2 separate regions of the Mus musculus genome follow, and region 2 is linked to region 1. The links are chromatin loops, found by intact Hi-C in ENCODE. Cell type or tissue: left cerebral cortex. All regions are shown on one strand. Each heading gives the region's core, and the rest is flanking DNA. Links, peaks and the distances in the headings are about the cores only.

Region 1 (8,340 bases), core at 157-8,156:
CTAGCTGGTCCACGAATGGTCAGTGCATTCTTCATGCAAATAGTTGACTTTATAATTAACTCAATCCAGACTAGATTACAGTTACTTACTGACAATTTGAGTCAATAAATTGTGAGCAAATGTAAGGGCCATAGGTATATCTGGAGCCGTTGAATGCTGAGTTTGTACATAAAGATCAAATTCCCAACAACACATACATATTCACTATGCATTTCCCAGCTGACAAGACAGGAAGAAACTTGCTTTGCATCATGGAAAGAGTGTGTATAACTTATTTAAAAATAAAGGAAAAGATTTCTGTGTGTGTGTGTATGTATGTGTGTGTATGTATGTATGTGTGTGTGTGTGTGTGTGTGTGTGTGTGTATGTAAATACCTGTGTGTGCATGTTCACATAAGTGTGCTTCCAGATACATGTAGAAGTCATAGGTCAACCTCAAGTGTCATTTATTTGGCACAGTCTTACCACCTTACTTGTTGAAACAAGGTCTTTTGACTGGTGTTAAACTTCCTAGCTAAGCTAGACTGGTTGACCAGCATGCTCTAGAGATCCACCTGTTCCATCTTCCCAGTGCTGGGATCGCAAGTGTGTTCCAGGATATGTGGCTCATTTATGTGGGTACTGGGGGTTCTTGTGAATGAAGCCAGCCCCTCATGCTTACAAGCACTTCACAGACTCAGCTATCTCACAAAACTGAAAGGAGAAAATATTATTTTAACTTGAACTTATGTAGCAATATTTTTATAATCAGGCCAGACTCTCGCAGAATGTCTCTGGTTTGCAAGAAAGGGTTGGGACTTGTCCACGTATATGTTCATCAGATCTAGTCTTATTGGACTTCCTGGGAGCTAGGGAGTTTACGCTTGCTTACCTTTAGCTGCAAAAGGCCACTATGAGCTTGGAATTCATTGGCCATGGGATGGCAATTGAAAGTTAATAAGCATCCGAGGCTCATATTCTTAAACTTCAAGAGCTTTCCAAAGCACATTTTCAGTATTTGTCCATCCACTGTTGCACATCTAGGCTTCAGATCTGTGCTAACCAGCAAGTGCTGCCTAACATGTCTAAGAATGTATGTACCACAAAGGATTGAAGACAGTGGAGCCATGAGTTGCATGTGTCACATGTCTAGTACACAATGGAGATTTCAAAACATATTGCAAGAATGAGCATCCCTCAGGAGATTAGGACTGATTGAGAAGCCAGGACTCCTCGTTGCTCATGCTGAAGGACAGGAGAGGGGGGAGGGGTGGGAGAAGGGGAGGAGGAGGATAGGGAAGATGGGAGAGAGGGAGGAAGGGGAGGGAGAGGGGGAGGGAGAGGGAGGGGAGGGGGAGAGGTCCCTGTGCTCAGAGGCCAAAGTCAAGTGGAGACTTAAGGGTTCTCCTTGTGCTGTGTTGTGCTATCAGTTATAAGGTTCCTGTTGAGTTAATTTCTCTGTTTAAAGCTCTCACCCTGTATTAATTAGCTGATAGAATCCTTATGGTGTGATGTGTGTTTAGGGCCATTGTAGAATGAACATTGTCACAGAAATCTGTTTTGTGGGACTTGTTAGCACGGATATTATTTAGCTAAATAGCACTCAATGATTCCTTCGGAGCCTGCTGCATCTGTTGGGCAATTCATTTTATAGTTGGGGACTTTAAATTTTCTATTTATTTTAACTTAGTCAACTGTAGTGACCTGTCTGTAGACCAGGGATGCTAATAGCTATCGTAGTTAATACTTCATTTATCACAGAGCAAAGAAAACCCTAGAGTAAAAAGTAATTTTATTCCATTTTTGAAGAGTCTTAAAAAATATATTATTTTTCAAACAAATTGCTTCAAGGGAAAGTAAGAATTTCAATTACATCAAATACCATATTCTTTTGAAAAGAACCTGTTAGAGTAGGGCAGCTGAGAGTTGACATGAATTTGTTTGCGCACATCAGTTTGTGCACCCGGGAACAAGGGGAACTTGGGTTCAGAAAGGTCCATCCAATGCGTTCTACAGCAGTCAAGTCAGCCTGACTAGCTGATCAAGGGTTTAGCTTTGCTGCAGGCAATGCCACAGAATGTCAGGGAAGAAGTCCCCAGCATCTCAGGGCTAGGCGCTAGTGCTGGCAGCCCTGTGATGGCAGCAGCAATGCTCTCATGGGCCGCACAGGCTGCTTGTGAAGTGCAAATATTCCAGTGTTGACAGATGGGGCTGGGAAGGAGTGGTTTCTTTAGTAATTCTGCATTCCCATGGAATGTTCTGGCAACCGTGAAGAAGGGATTTGAATATGGCCCATGTTAGAACTTCACTCAGGTCAAATGATTTCCTAGACTCGGTTCTGTCTCATGTGCCCTTCAGGATGCAACTAAAACCTCTCCAGAAGAGAATGAACGTCGGGTACCATAGAAGCCATCAGTGGCTTCTGAACAGCCTTGGCACCCACGCCGTGCCTCCGTTTACACAGCTAATAGCCTTACATCCATTACAGGAAACAAGGGTCTCTTTCCGAAGCCTCTTTCCTGCTTTCCCTTTGTTAACCAATTCACCACAGTTGTGCCACTCAGAGTCCAGAAGCAAAGATAGAAATTGAATCAAGTTCCCATTTCTGCTGCCTACAAGTCCTGTGAGTTATTTAGCTTGTAAATGTATTCATTTGCAAAGTGACGATAATAGTATCTAATTTACGGGACTGTGATAAGGATTATGAGAGACAACGCAGATGAAATGCTTAGCTTAGCGAAGTGTTGCTGAGGAGAGCAGGTCCTTCCTCCACATGCTCTTATCCAACCTGCAGGAAAATACAGAGGCTTCAGGAGCAAGGCAAGGGTGCTCACTCTGCACAGCAGCTACTAAGTCTACTACTAGATACGTAAGAGGAATAGGAATAGCTGCAAATGTTCTTTAGAATGGGGCTTACAAGGTTTTCCCATAAAGGGCTGCATGGTAAATATTTTAGACTTGTACCTTTCTGGTCACTATGGCAACTAGTCGCCTTCCTCTCTGCAGCATGGACACAAGCACGAAACTATATACACAAGTAAGTATTACTATGGTCCCTTGAAACAATAGTTCTCAACCTGTGGGTCAGGACCCCCTCTGGAGACCAAATGATGCTTTCACAGGGGTGGTCTAAGACCATCTACATGCATATCAGATATTTACATTACGATCCACAACAGTAGCAAAATCACAGTTATGAAGTAGCAATGAAAATAATCTTCTGGTTGGGGGTCACCACAGCATGACTAACTGTATTTAAGGGGGTTGCAGCATTAGGAAGGTCGAGGACCACTGCAACATTGTGTACAATCCAGGTTGTCAGTTGTACTGGGCTTTGAAAACACCAGATCTAGGGTAGAAATACTTGTTTGAGAAAGGAAGGTCACAAGTTCAAGGTAACAAATACCAATTCACAACCCACACAGTGGAGTATTGGGTTGAGTTTATTCACAAAGAAAGGTTGGGACTTGAATCTTCAAAGGCCTTACTGATAAAAGACAAGTTCCAGACAGTAATAAAACATAATGCAATAGCTACGATCCACCATGCAGAGGAGAGAAGAGGAAAATTAAAATTGTTTTTTTTTTTTAAAAAAAAACACAATATGCACAGGAAAAAATGGTCGACATCACAGAGAATTTATTTGGTGAGCTATCGATTCTGGTTCTTTGGCAAGCATGTTTTAAAAGTCTTAGAGAAGTTTGAACTCACCATGAGAATTGGAAATGTTAGCAACATCAAAAACCAACACCTCTACACACACACATAAATATTCAACTGATCTTCAAAGGAAATATGACCTTAGAAATCGCAGTCGGGTAAATTCCAGCTGCACCTCTGCTCAGAAACCTGCTTCTTTGAAAAGGAAGACGATCATATTTGAACGTGGCCCCTTTTCAAACTCTGTCAGGTATAAAGGCGGGAAACGATGACACAAAAGCTTAATTGGGTCTTTAAAAGTTAATCAATCAGCTAACTTGTTTTCAAAATAGCTCAGTTTTTAACGAGCTCAACTTTTTCTCCCTTGTCTGACAATCTAGGAACTTCATATGCAAATCTGATCAAGTCTCCTCCCAGATCCTTCAGTGGCTTCTCTCTGCTTTGACGTTCTTAGGATAAGACTCAGCACACCATCTGGCTTGCGTGGTTTTTCTTGGGTCCTCACCAACTTCCCACTAGCACATCGCTGGATCCTTCATCCGCCAGTGTTCCACTCTCCTCCAGGTTGCCGGACTCACAGAGCCACCTCTTCCCCAAGCTAACCCCCCACTCCTCCCCATACACATATTCAGCTCACACACACACACACACACACACACACACACACACACACACACACCACAAACACATTCACACAGTCTTAGTCTACTTAACTTCCATATGCCCGGAGCCCCAGTCAACTGTCATCAGAGCTGTCTCCCGCCTCTGAGTTCTGATCATGGTTTGTCATCATACATTCATTAGGGTGATGGTTTAATTAATATCCGCCTCCCCCTCTGGGCTACAGGCCCCCCAAGGAGTAGGAAACACACAGCCTTCTAATGGCAGCAGGCTTAGCTCAGTGCCTGGAAGAGGCTTTAGAATAAAAAAGATATGATAGAGGGGTAATGGGAAAGCCATGGAACTAAAATACAACACCAGATGTGGTAGAAACAACGGATTGCTGAGGGATATTTGATATAGCGAGACACATTTTCAGAATACTCTTTTTCTTGTTTGTGTGAAGTTCTTAAAGGATGCTCTCGATTCAAATCAGAAACATTTTCCTGGGACAGACAGAAATGTTTTAGGTCTCGGGGACCATAGCACTTCTGTCAGATAGGGGCAGGCAGAAAATATGACAGGATTTGGAGACCAGAGTATTTTGGTCTTAGCTGCTTAATATCATTGTCATGGCATATTGTAGAAGCTAGATACAGTACAGAAATAAACCTGACCGTGTTCCAGTCAAACCAGGGTTTCTAATGTTCCTTACTGTTGATATCTGAGCCGAGTATTTTCTTTTCTTTGTTTTCCAAAGGATTTATTTATTTTATGTACATGAGTATACTGTCTCTGTCTTCAGACACACTGGAAGAAGACATCAGATCCCATGGTTGTGAGCTACCATGTGGTTGCTGGGAATTCAACTCAAGACATCTGGAAGAGCAGACAGTATGCTTTTAACCACTGAGCCACCTCTCCAGGTACCCCCTTTTAAAGATTTATTCATTTATTATTTATTCATTTTATGTATAAGTTCTCTATCTGCATGTATACCTACATGCCAAAAGAGAGCATCAGATCACATTTTAGATGGTTGTGAGCAACCATGTGTTTGCTGAGAATTGAACTCAGGACCTCTGGAAGAGCCTCAGTACTCTTGACCACTGAGCATTCCAACCTCTTCTCCTCTTCATATTTTCTTGTTTCAGGGCTGTTTTGCATATGGCTTCCGAAGCAGCACCCGCGGACTTGGCCCACTCAATGCCAATAGTGTCCTACCTATTTCATTATTGACAAATGTGTGTCAGAGTGCCCCCAGACATTGCCAAAAGCTCCTTGGAGATAAAGACATGGAAGCTACAACAAAGTGCAAAAACCTTACAAAAGCCAGTCAATTTCAAGCTGGTTTCAACCATGAGCTAGCTGGGTAGATCCTAGCCTGGGAGAAAAGAAAGAATGAGGGAGACACTTAGTGGTGTTCTATGTCTGTGGAAGCTGCTGATTACCTCTGGTCTCTAGCTTCTGTGGGTGGGGCTTCTTTGGCTACTTCCTATGTCTAAAGCAGGCAAACCTTTGGAATGGAACTGGTACAGTTCTTGGGGAACAGCAGGGGCTGATGGTTTTAGATTATGAAATGACCTTCCTTTAGCAAAGGAGGCTTGAGCCATGCATAATCAATCCCTGGCCTCCGCACATCCTTGTAATCCTGCAATTAACCTGCTCTAAGCAAAGTGTGCAGTGTGAAGCATCGCAACAGATGAAATTAGAAAATAAAATAAAAGCAAATTTGGGTGTTTGTTTGTATAGTAAACATTTCAGCATCCACCACGATGAGCGGTCCACCTGGTCGTGAGCGGAGCCTCGAGCTTCCCAAGTATTTTGTCTCTGCCCTGGGCCTCTCTGCCTCCCCAGCCTGAGGAACCCAGGACCTTGAACCGTAGCTGCTTCTTCCCACTTTGCATCATGTTCCCAGTCTGTGCTTTTTACACAGCCTCCGTTTCTTCCAATAAACCTCAGAAACTGCTCTGCGCACTCATTTCACACTTATAAATGTGGATAGAAACCTAGGCGAGGAGCTGTGTGAGACACAAAAGAGACAGATTTCAATTGTGAGGGCTCCTTCCCTTGCCTGACCTCGGGCAGCTGAGGCCTCTACAGTATGTTAAGATCTGGAAGATGCTCTGAATAATAAAATGAAATAAAATAAAATAAAATAAAATAAAATAAAATAAAATAACTTTTCCAGGCTGGGAGACGACCCAGTTGCTAAAGTGCTTGCCCTAAAGGCATAGGGACCAGAGTTCGATTCTCAGAAGCATACACAGTTGGGCAGAGCAGAGGCATCAGACATGAGGAGTCCCTGGGGCTGGCGAGCTCAGCAGTGTTGGGGAATTGGCAAGCTTAGTGGGAGACCCTGCCTCAAAACTAAGGTGGAGACCAATACAACCATGAAAGTGAAGACCAAAAGCTTCCGAGCCAAAGTCTCTCGTGATCGAGAAAGTGGTGCAGAAAGACGTCCACAGTCACAAAAAAGAGAAGGGGTACATGTCACCCACTTTCTGGCAGCCCAAGGCAGGGCCACTCTGGATGTGGTCCAAATGCCCTTGGCAAGAGTATGTCCAGGAAAAACAAACTCGACCACTATGTCGTCATCCAGTTTCCCCTGACTGCCAAGTCAGCCATGTCAGACAAAGACAATGACACACTTTGTTCGTCATAGGTGCCAAGGCCAATAAGCCCCAGGCTGGGAAGAAATTCTATGTTGGAATAACCAGAATCAATCAGGCTGGCGGGGAGAAGAAGGCACAAGTCCGTCTGACTCCTGATTATGGTCCTCTAGCTATTGCCAACAAATCTGGGAGCACTTAAATGGAGTTCCAGCTCCACTGAAATCCAGTTAAATCCCGCGGATAATTCTTTACTTAAAAAAACAAAGGTTTATTTTAATTATGTGGTGTCCACCTGTTTACACAATTGATCACAGGCACTCACAGAGGCCAGAAGAGGGCACTAGATTCCTGGAGCTGGGGTCACAGGTGGTTGATAGCTGGGGATTGAACTTGGGTCCTCTGTATGAGCAGGATGCAATAGTAACCACTGAAGTTTCTTTCCAGCCCCAAAGATAGACTTGTAGTTAGAGGTGCTAGGGATTGAACCCAGGGCCCCATGCACTGAGCTACACTCCAAACAGCTATTGATCTTAACTACACATTATTCACCATGAAAACAAACAAAACAAGACATCAAAGGGAGTAACTGAGGAAGCTACTGGACATTAACCTCTGACCTACACACACACACACACACACACACACACACACGGAATACATATATACATGACCAAACACATATACACATACACAAAATAGTTTTGCTCTGATAAATAAATGAATAAAAGCATCAATGCAGTTTCTCTTGCTTGGCCCTTTCTCCATGTTAATATTAATGCTGTGTTTTACGCTGGGGAGAAGACAGTGCTGTTTGTCCCAGAGCCGGTAACGCTGGTATGGCAAACTTCAACACAGTGTGGAGTACAGCTTTAATTCTCATTCTTCAAAATTCTGCTCCTCAGATTTTTACCAAAGCTAAAGCAGTCATTTTCCCCGCGCAACTGGCCACGTCTGAAGGCTTGGCATTGAACCTTAGGGAAAACAGACTCAGGGGCCGGCTCTGACCGTGAATACAGGAGACTAGTGCCTTGCCAACACACAGGCCAAAAAAAAAAAGGAGAAAAATACAATCCCTTGTGAGGATGTGGGGGAGATGCACACCTTTTACAACAATTTGTATCACTTTTGATTTAATGTGAGAGAAATGGAATTCTCTAGTAGCCACCCCTGACGTATTTGCATGAGATTCTTGCGCCATCCAGTGGATTTCTTGTGAAATTGCATCAATCGCTTGAGCCTTAAATGTCTCTTAACCACCCTGTGTCAGTCACATTCTACTCCTTTTTGCTATTTGTATTCAACATATTGTATCTATTTGTGTAATTTTGAAATAGTCAACAAAAGTACTTATTACAAAAAAAATACAAAGGAAGTGATTTTTAAAACAAAATAAAAATTTAAATTAGTCAATTAGATAAAGCAAGGCAATCTGTATTTAAGTATGTGAATATCCAGATCTGAGTATCCTAGAACATAAAGTTCCTTG
Region 2 (8,340 bases), core at 130-8,129, 62 kb before region 1:
GTTGATTCTTCCAGGTCACTGAAGAACACTTAGGCATGACAGAAGGCAAGTATGTATGCACCCTGTAAAGTAGTGTGTGTGTGTGTGTGTGTGTGTGTGTGTAGTTAGTGAGGGAAAGAAGCATCCTATGCCATGGACTAATCTTGAACTTGTGGATTTGTTTTACTGGGGAGATTATTATTTTAATTTTTGTCCAGATTGGACTTTGTCTTGATAATGACAGCTGTAAGAAAATGAGCAGAAGAGAATTTGTGACTTTGTGGTAACAGCAGTACCAAGCAGGGTCTATGTGGCTCTAAGACCTGAGGACAAAGAGACCAGAGAGACAGCCCAGTTGGTAATGTGCATTCTGTGGGAGGACCTATCTCAAATGACATGGTGGATGACATCCAAGAAATAATCACACCCCAAGGTTGTCCCTGTCACAAAATCCACATGCACTTCACCTGCACACACATGTGCTCACACATGTTTACACAGGCCAGAACTGGGGCCACCTATGAGAAAGTGGTTTCTGTCTGTAGAGGAGTGGGGTGCAGCTCCTGTGTGTGCAGATGAGCACAGCTGAGGGCAAGCTGGGTATCCCCGGCCTCTGGTTATAAACTGAGCACATAATCTTTCTTTCTGAGCTTTGTTCCAGGAGGCCAAGGAGTTTGAGCCAAAGAAACTTTGAGGCATCGTACTGTTGTGTTGTTTTTTTCTTTTTTTTCAATCTGGGCCATGTTAAGGAAAATGTAATAAAATTTCCACCTCCGAGCTGTTGTGCTTGTTATATTTGCTTTCTGGCCATTTTCCTTGACAATATCTGGGAACAAATGCATTCATTGCTAGAGCATGAGGCGACCAAATAAAAGAAAGGAAAAGAAAGATGCTGGACCCGAATAACACCCACACAAAAACATGGAACACAACGGAGACAATCAGTAATTTCACAGACAATCCAGTGGTAAGCTTCAACTTGCCAAATAGCCCTTCCGAGCACTGCAAATTGAAGGACCATTGTCCAAAACCAAATCATTTTCTTCAGAAAAGGTCTGCCTCTTGATCAGCCACCAAGAGAGACGAGAGAAACGACATCCATCCCAAAGGCCCCCTTGGACTGTGTGAATGCTGAAGGCCTGTGGAAATTCACCAGGGCCTTCATTCCATTGTGCTAACAGTATTTAAAACCAGATGCTGCCTCTCCCTGCCTCCTTTCTGGAAGAATTACTGTCAACACGCATTGTTTCTTAGAGAAACTCAAGGCAAAGTGGTCTCCAATCCTGTAATTAAAATAAGGAGGGGAAGAAAAGAAAAAAAAAAAAAGCTCCATTCAATTTGGACTTAACACTTTTGTGCCATAGACAATGTTAGAGAAAAGGCTTAGAAATAACACAATTAAAAATAAAATCTATGTTATCCACATAAGAGCCACTGTCTACCTGTGTGACCTAGGACAAAAAGCTCCTGCATCCTGAACTTCTGTCTCTTTTCTCGTTTCTTTTTCTTTCTCTTCCCTCTCTCTCTTTGTGTGTATTTCTGAGTGCGTGCATACAATGTGTGCATGTGTGTAAGCATTCATCTTTGTAAGTGTGTTTCTATGTGCCCTAACATACATGTGGAAGTCAGAGAACGGCCTGGGTACTGCTCTTTTCTTCACACATTGTTTGAGAAAGCCTCTGTTCTTTGATGCTCATACTACATGCCAGGCTAGCTACCCTGAGAACTTCTGGGAATTCTCCTGTCTCCACTCCCCATCTTACTGTGGTCATACTATGATTGCAGATGCACCCCTACCTTGCCCAATGTTAACCTATATTCTGGGGATTCTAACTGAAGGCCTTATCCTTGTCTAGCAAGCACAAACCACCAAGCTAACTTTCAAACCCAGAGCTTTCCATTTCTAATCTATAATAGGAAGGGTCTGGAATCCTCTAATCTATCACGTTCCACCCAAATTTAAGTCTATAATATTTTCCCCCTTGTTGAGTAGAATCTCCAGCCAACATATGTCTTATTTTCTCTTAGTCTGGCTACATAAGAAAGAGATGAAGAAAATGGAATGGTGGGGTAGCATCCTAGATTGTTTGCTTGATAAAAAATTTAAATGTTTCCAACTATAGAGCATATATGTGATTTTTATGTAAAGTATTCAAAACACACACACACACACACACACAGAGAGAGAGAGAGAGAGAGAGAGAGAGAGAGAGAGAGAGAGAGACTTCCTGCAGTATCCAAATCCCATGCTTTATTTATTAAAGCGTAACTGATACAACTCGTTCATGATAAAGTCTTCCATAAAGGCACAACATAAAGATTTATTGAAGATAGAATGAGGTGGCCAAGGATACAAACTTGAAGACCTATTAGGGAACTATCTTGTAGAATATGGACTTGTGGGGACTCTCCAAGCCTTTCAAGAGCACCACACATCCAACAATAGTGACCCTACCTGGTGCTAATGTGTTTTCTACGTGACTTTCTGACTCTACATAGAGCCATGGGCTGCTTGATTTGAGAGTGATCCATTGACTTTACTCCCTAAGAATTTAGTACTGGGATTGACAGGTTAGTTTTAGTTCATCATGATATTCCCAGATTAACTGAGTGTTCTGTGATGTCCAAGCTCCCGGGAAGCAGTTGTCATAGAGTAAGGAAACAAGCTGTGTGAAGATGGGAGAAGGAAGAGAAGGAGGAGAACAAAAGGAAAGGGGTGGGGAGAAAACCTGGTAATGTTCCAATTCCTCCGATCAGACCATGCTTTCTGTTCAAAGCACCTCAGACTTCTTCAAAAAACTTTATATAGATGCTCAGTTAGATAAATCCCCCCCCAATTGTAGTGTTTGTAACTGATATTTTAAATCAACCCATTTATAGATCAGAGGATATACATTTTAATAGTCAACACAAAATATTTGTTAGTTTCACATATATATATATATAGAAACTCTATTATGTGCCAGGAAAGCCAGTCCAGAGCCCACCAGCCAGGCACACTGGCTGATGCCTGCTGACAAGCATGCTCAGACTGAATCTGACCATAGAAAGGGGCTCTGTTTCTATTTTTCTCTGTGGCACTGATGATTCAGAGATAGCCTATTCCAAGATACCACTATTGCTCCACACAGTGACCAGTCCAGCTGTATATTGGTCCATCCATCTCTGTGCTTTATAGTGCCATTTTGGAGGCTCAATCACAGCATACAGCTTTTTCTTTTTGCACCATTTTATAATCTTTTATTTTTGGCAAGTTTTTCTGTCAGCTAGGATTTCCCAAAATACATTTAGGAAACTTCACTGTATGTGAGAAACATCACACATGCTCACCCACACATACATATGAAACCCAAGGAAAAATGACATATTCTATTTCCTTCTCTGAAATTAACAACACACATCACCATCTTAAAGTCCCTGGAAGGTTCTGCAGTAAAGAAACCCAGCTAATTCAGAAAGAACGATCCAACATTTTCCCAAGTCAAAAATAAATCATTTTCTTTCCTTTCTTTTGTTTATATGTATCAGGCAATTATTATTTTTGTGCTTAAGATGTGTCCCTGAAAATTCTTTTTATTCTATCTACCTCCTTTCTAATGCTAGTAGCTTAAATTAAATATCACAACATTTTTCTTGGAACTCAACTCAAAAACTGCACAGGATGGCCAATGATTAATGTTTATAAAATGCATAAAAAGATGAATGGACATGGATAAGTATTTTTTTGGAGAGTACTACTGTTTGCCATCAAAGTTAATATTTTTTGGTGTGAGATATTTGTGTAAGTATATGTACACAAGTACAAGTGAGTAAAAGTTGAGCACGAGTGTATGTGTGTGTGTGTGTATGTATGTATGTATGTGTTTGTTCATGTGTGTACATGTGTAGGTGTGTGCATGTGTTCACGTATGTGTGTGTGCATGTGTGTGTGTGTGTGTGTATAGTTTGGATATCTTGTTGTTGAAGTACTGAGGCCACTTTCCCCTAGCAACCCACAGATGCTGCAGGCCTCATGATCCTCATTAGCAAAAGAGGCTAATGTCTTCCTGCTCCCTCTCCTCTCAGCTCGGGCCCTGTCAGGACCTATCAAGATCTTCTTTGCTCTGTGCATGGCCCATCATTATCTTAGAACCTGCAATAAGAAGGCAGTAGATTTTATGTGATTAGCTGCTGAGATAAACGTTAATTAGTTTTCAATTTCCATAAAGTATCCCACTGACAGAAAGATTTGTTAAGTCAGTTAATGGCTATAGATGATTGTTCCAAAATTGGACTGGAGAATAAAGAGCTCTGAAGATGAGGGTTGGTCCGGAGAGAAGGAGAAGCAGGCGGCATATGACATATGGGAAAAAGCATGGGAAGGGAAACAAATGAATGGCCACATGAATTTAGACTTGAAAATCATTAGAGAAATCAGAATTTGGAGTTTGGGATTGGGAAAGGACAAGAAGTGTAGTGAAGGGAACAAGACAGGCATTTTTATAGTTAAATCTTGAAAGGAAAAATAACAACTCAATGAAAACTCAAATCCAAGAATTGGGGCATCTTCTGATATCGTCTCCAATTTCTTTCTTCAGAGACTTGAGCTTCTTGTCATACAGGTCTTTCACTTGCTTGGTTAGAGTCACACCAAGATATTTTATATTATTTGTGGCGATTGTGAAGGGTGTTTTTTCTCTGATTTCTTTTACAGCCTGCTTATCATTTGTATAAAGGAAGGCTACTGATTTTATTTTTTTGGTTAATTTTGTATCCAGCCACTTTGCTGAAGGTGTTTATCAGCTATAGGAGCTCTCTAGTAGAGTTTTTGGAGTTACTTATGGATACTATCATATCATCTGCAAATAGCAATACTTTGACTTCTTCTTTTCCAACTTGTATCCCTTGATCTTTAGTTGTCTTAAGCTGTTCTCGGAGGAGGGTGGGTCTTGTGCACGCCCTACTTGCCAGCAAGAACGACGCTGCAACAGGATCCTTCTGCACACGTTTATTGGGAGAGCTTGATTGCAGAGGCGAAGAGACCCTGAGCCCAGAACTGGTGCTGCTTATATAGGCCTAGGAGAGGCGTGTCTCACACCCGGATTGGTTATGCATTCTACCTCATTTGCATGTTCCTCATCTGATTGGTTATTCTCTCTCAGTACCTCACAGAACCTCATTAACATACCTCATTTGCATGTCTCACATCTGATTGGTTATTCTCTCAGTACCTCACAGAACCTCATTAACATACCTCATTATCATGCCCGGGCCAGGCAGTGTTTTGGCAAAAAACTTTACTGCATATTTACACATTGGTTGTTTGCCCAAACTTATGAGTGGTGGCCAGCGGTAGCCAGCGCCACCCTGCAACGGCACATGTGGCTCCCACATCTCCCCCTTTTTGTTTTAATAAAATGAGGCTGGACTAGGCCTGTGCAATTATGTCCATTCGCCGTGGCTCCTGTTTTAGGTCGTTCCTCTAATGTCACAGCCTTACCCGTCATAGGGTAACCCTATCGCCACCGGCCCCCGTGTCTTAGGTTGATCTGTGCATGAGGAAAGTTGCCCGTCTCTGGATACTGCAGTGCTATGTGACAGTAACTGCTAAATGACCTAGGGCGAACTCTACAAAAGAGACCAGCCAAAAAATGAATTAGTGGGGAAATCATGATCACCCTATCACATGCAATGAGGAAACCTCAACGATGTACAAGGGGTGATCAATGATAGTTGAGTCTCTCTCATCCCAGTGCAATGGATCCATAAATCCGTGGGGTGCAAGAGCAGAGAACTCAGATGTCGACTAATTCTTGAGCATAGATAACCAAACTTCAGGGGAGGCACTGTTTTCAATAGCTAAAAGTGCCTGAGTTATAATCACCTTGTCACGTTTTTGTTGGGTTCTGAATTTCTATACCAACCAGAGCATGAACACCAGTCCACAGCATATGGCAGCACCAAACAAAATCACTCCCACCCATTCCTTAAAGTAAGAAAATGCAGAGGTAATTCAAGAGGTAAAATTGCCAACAATGATGGGTTTTATTCGAGTTCTATTAAGGCTTAAAATCTGGCATTAGATGTAAAGAATTGAGGAAACACCCAAATGCGTCAACAGCATGGTTTTAGGAACACAGAGCTCTTCAGTTCTCACTAGCGAGAGCACCCCCAGCCACGGGAACATCCATGTGCTTGTTTTGAATTGCTCTGGTCAGCCGTTCTGAGACCCACAGCTGTTGTCGGTGATCCTGGGGAAACACACAAACAGACCCTCTCGCCCACGTCAACACCGTCAACACCGGTGGGCAATGATTTCCATGCCCTTAAGGCAATCTGATTCACCTGCTCAAACACCTGCACTGGATATCCTGTCTGTTGTTGTGCAAAGCGACCTTGACCAAGCAGCATATCTCTATCCCATGCTGGATTTCCTGCAACAGAGTTAGCCGCTGCCTGTTTATTTGCAAATTCAATAAGGAAGGCTTTCCAATCTAAATAAGCCCAGGTGAAAGGCATGCCTTCACCAAGACTGCCCAATGGGATGGCGTCATGCAGTGTCTATTCAAGGTCTCTACTTGAACCACAGTATAGGAGGCAGTTAAGCTGTACATCCACATGGACTCAGCCAAATTCTTGATTACTTTGAAATTTAGAGGCTCATGATATCTCTGCCCTGCTTGGTCGGTGAAAATAGGACATCCCAGCAAGGAGAATCTAATCTCTCTCCAAACCTCCGGACAGAAGGTCCGTCTATATGCCGCTGCCAAGGAGGCATAGGGAGGGGCCTCGGAAGCTAATTCGCCTTCCTCCTCCGCCTCGGCTCTTTTGTTTTGTCCTTTCTGTTCACCTGATAACACTGTGTCTCCTTTCTTTTTCTTTTTTCTTTTTAAGCCCTTCTCCTCTTCTGACATACTCTCTTGTTGCTCTATAAGGATTTTCTGACCTGTCTTGACTGCCTCTCAATTCAAACAGTAACAGAGTCCATATATCAAAACAAACAAGACCAAAACTATCAGACCTACCCACAAAGGGTCAATGGGAGAAAAAAGCATAACTCATGAACCTTAACTTGTCCCAAAGCTGGGAACCTTATCATCTCAATCCTTTCTTTCCTTCTCTTCTCTCTTTCCCTTCTTTCCTTCCTTTCTTTTCCCTTTTCCTTTCCTTCACTATTTCCTTTTCTTATCACTGATTCCTTTTTATTTTTCCTCCCTTTTCTTTTCCTTTTTCTTAAAAAACATATCCCCCTTTAACCCGGGGATCAATTTGGTAGACTTACCGGTACCACCGTTCCTCAGCTGAAGAGTTCTGAATCCACGCAGTTGGATCCTTCTCAGCAGTCTGTTTTGCAGGAACACTTCATTACCACCGTTCCCCAGCTGAAGAGTTCTGAATCCACGCAGTTGGATCCTTCTCAGCAGTCTGTTTTACAGGAACACCGTATTAACTGCTCTTTCCCTGTGATGCAGTTCTGAATCCTCCCTGTAGCAGGGGGTCTTCGCTCATGCCTGAAGATGTTTCTTTTCCCAGGTTTCAGCACCACTTCTTGCGCGTGCCCTACTTGCCAGCAAGAACAATGCTGCAACAGGACCCTTCTGCACAAGTTTATTGGGAGAGCTTGATTGCAGAGGCGAAGAGACCCTGAGCCCAGAACTGGTGCTGCTTATATAGGCCTAGGAGAGGCATGTCTTACACCCGGATTGGTTATGCATTCTACCTCATTTGCATGTTCCTCATCTGATTGGTTATTCTCTCTCAGTACCTCACAGAACCTTATTAACATTCCTCATTATCATGCCCGGGCCAGGCAGTGTTTTGGCAAAAAACTTTACTGCATATTTACACATTGGTTGTTTGCCCAAACTTATGTGTGATGGCCAGTGGTAGCCAGTGCCACCCTGCAACGGCACATGTGGCTTCCCACAGGTGGGAGGGGCAGGAGTTGGGCAAGGGGGAAATGGGAGGGGGTGAGATCCGGATGTAAAGTAGATAGATAGATAGATAGATAGATAGATAAGAAAGAATTGGAGCATCATGATGAAGTAGCTATCAACCTTAAGCCCTAAATGAAGTCCAGTGCAGACCAGATGTTGTTTGAGTCGCACCCAGACTGTACTCCCAATCCTCTCATTTTCTTTTTAAGCAAGGTGAGATTGCTCTGAATAAACAAGAGCTAAAGGAGAAGGATCCAGGGATGAGTTACTGGGTGTTGTTGTTGTTGTTGTTTTCAAACAGAAGAGAAACTGTGACGGTCTTAAACAGGAGGAATTCTGCATCCCTATTCCCCTCCAGACTCACTGCCATGGGCCAATCTCAGTCTGACTCTGTGTGGAAAGAGATGGTGTTCAGGGTCCCCATGACATTAAGTCATACTAGAGA

Evidence for each region. Hi-C counts contacts between places; a loop is a spot of excess contacts. Peaks named below come from ENCODE experiments on the same cell type or tissue, not always from the same donor. Only the 100,000 strongest peaks of a DNase experiment are listed, where the experiment ranks them.
Region 2: a loop joins it to region 1, with 8 times the contacts of the local background. A loop is called at or near these places in 3 of 42 quality-filtered maps.

Annotation. Positions count from the first base shown.
Region 1 is chr1:167,941,844-167,950,183 of GRCm38, reverse strand. No RefSeq gene overlaps it. Among named protein-coding and RNA genes, the nearest start is that of Lmx1a, 260 kb to the right of the region's middle. In left cerebral cortex, for the core only: CTCF peaks have their summits at 7,184 (motif pointing right) and 8,054 (motif pointing left); DNase peaks (open chromatin) are centred at 5,734, 6,113, 6,829, 7,931 and 3 more places; H3K4me3 peaks cover 386 bases; H3K27ac peaks cover 278 bases.
Region 2 is chr1:168,003,383-168,011,722 of GRCm38, reverse strand. No RefSeq gene overlaps it. Among named protein-coding and RNA genes, the nearest start is that of Lmx1a, 320 kb to the right of the region's middle. In left cerebral cortex, for the core only: no CTCF peak of the experiment used is centred there; a DNase peak (open chromatin) is centred at 3,270.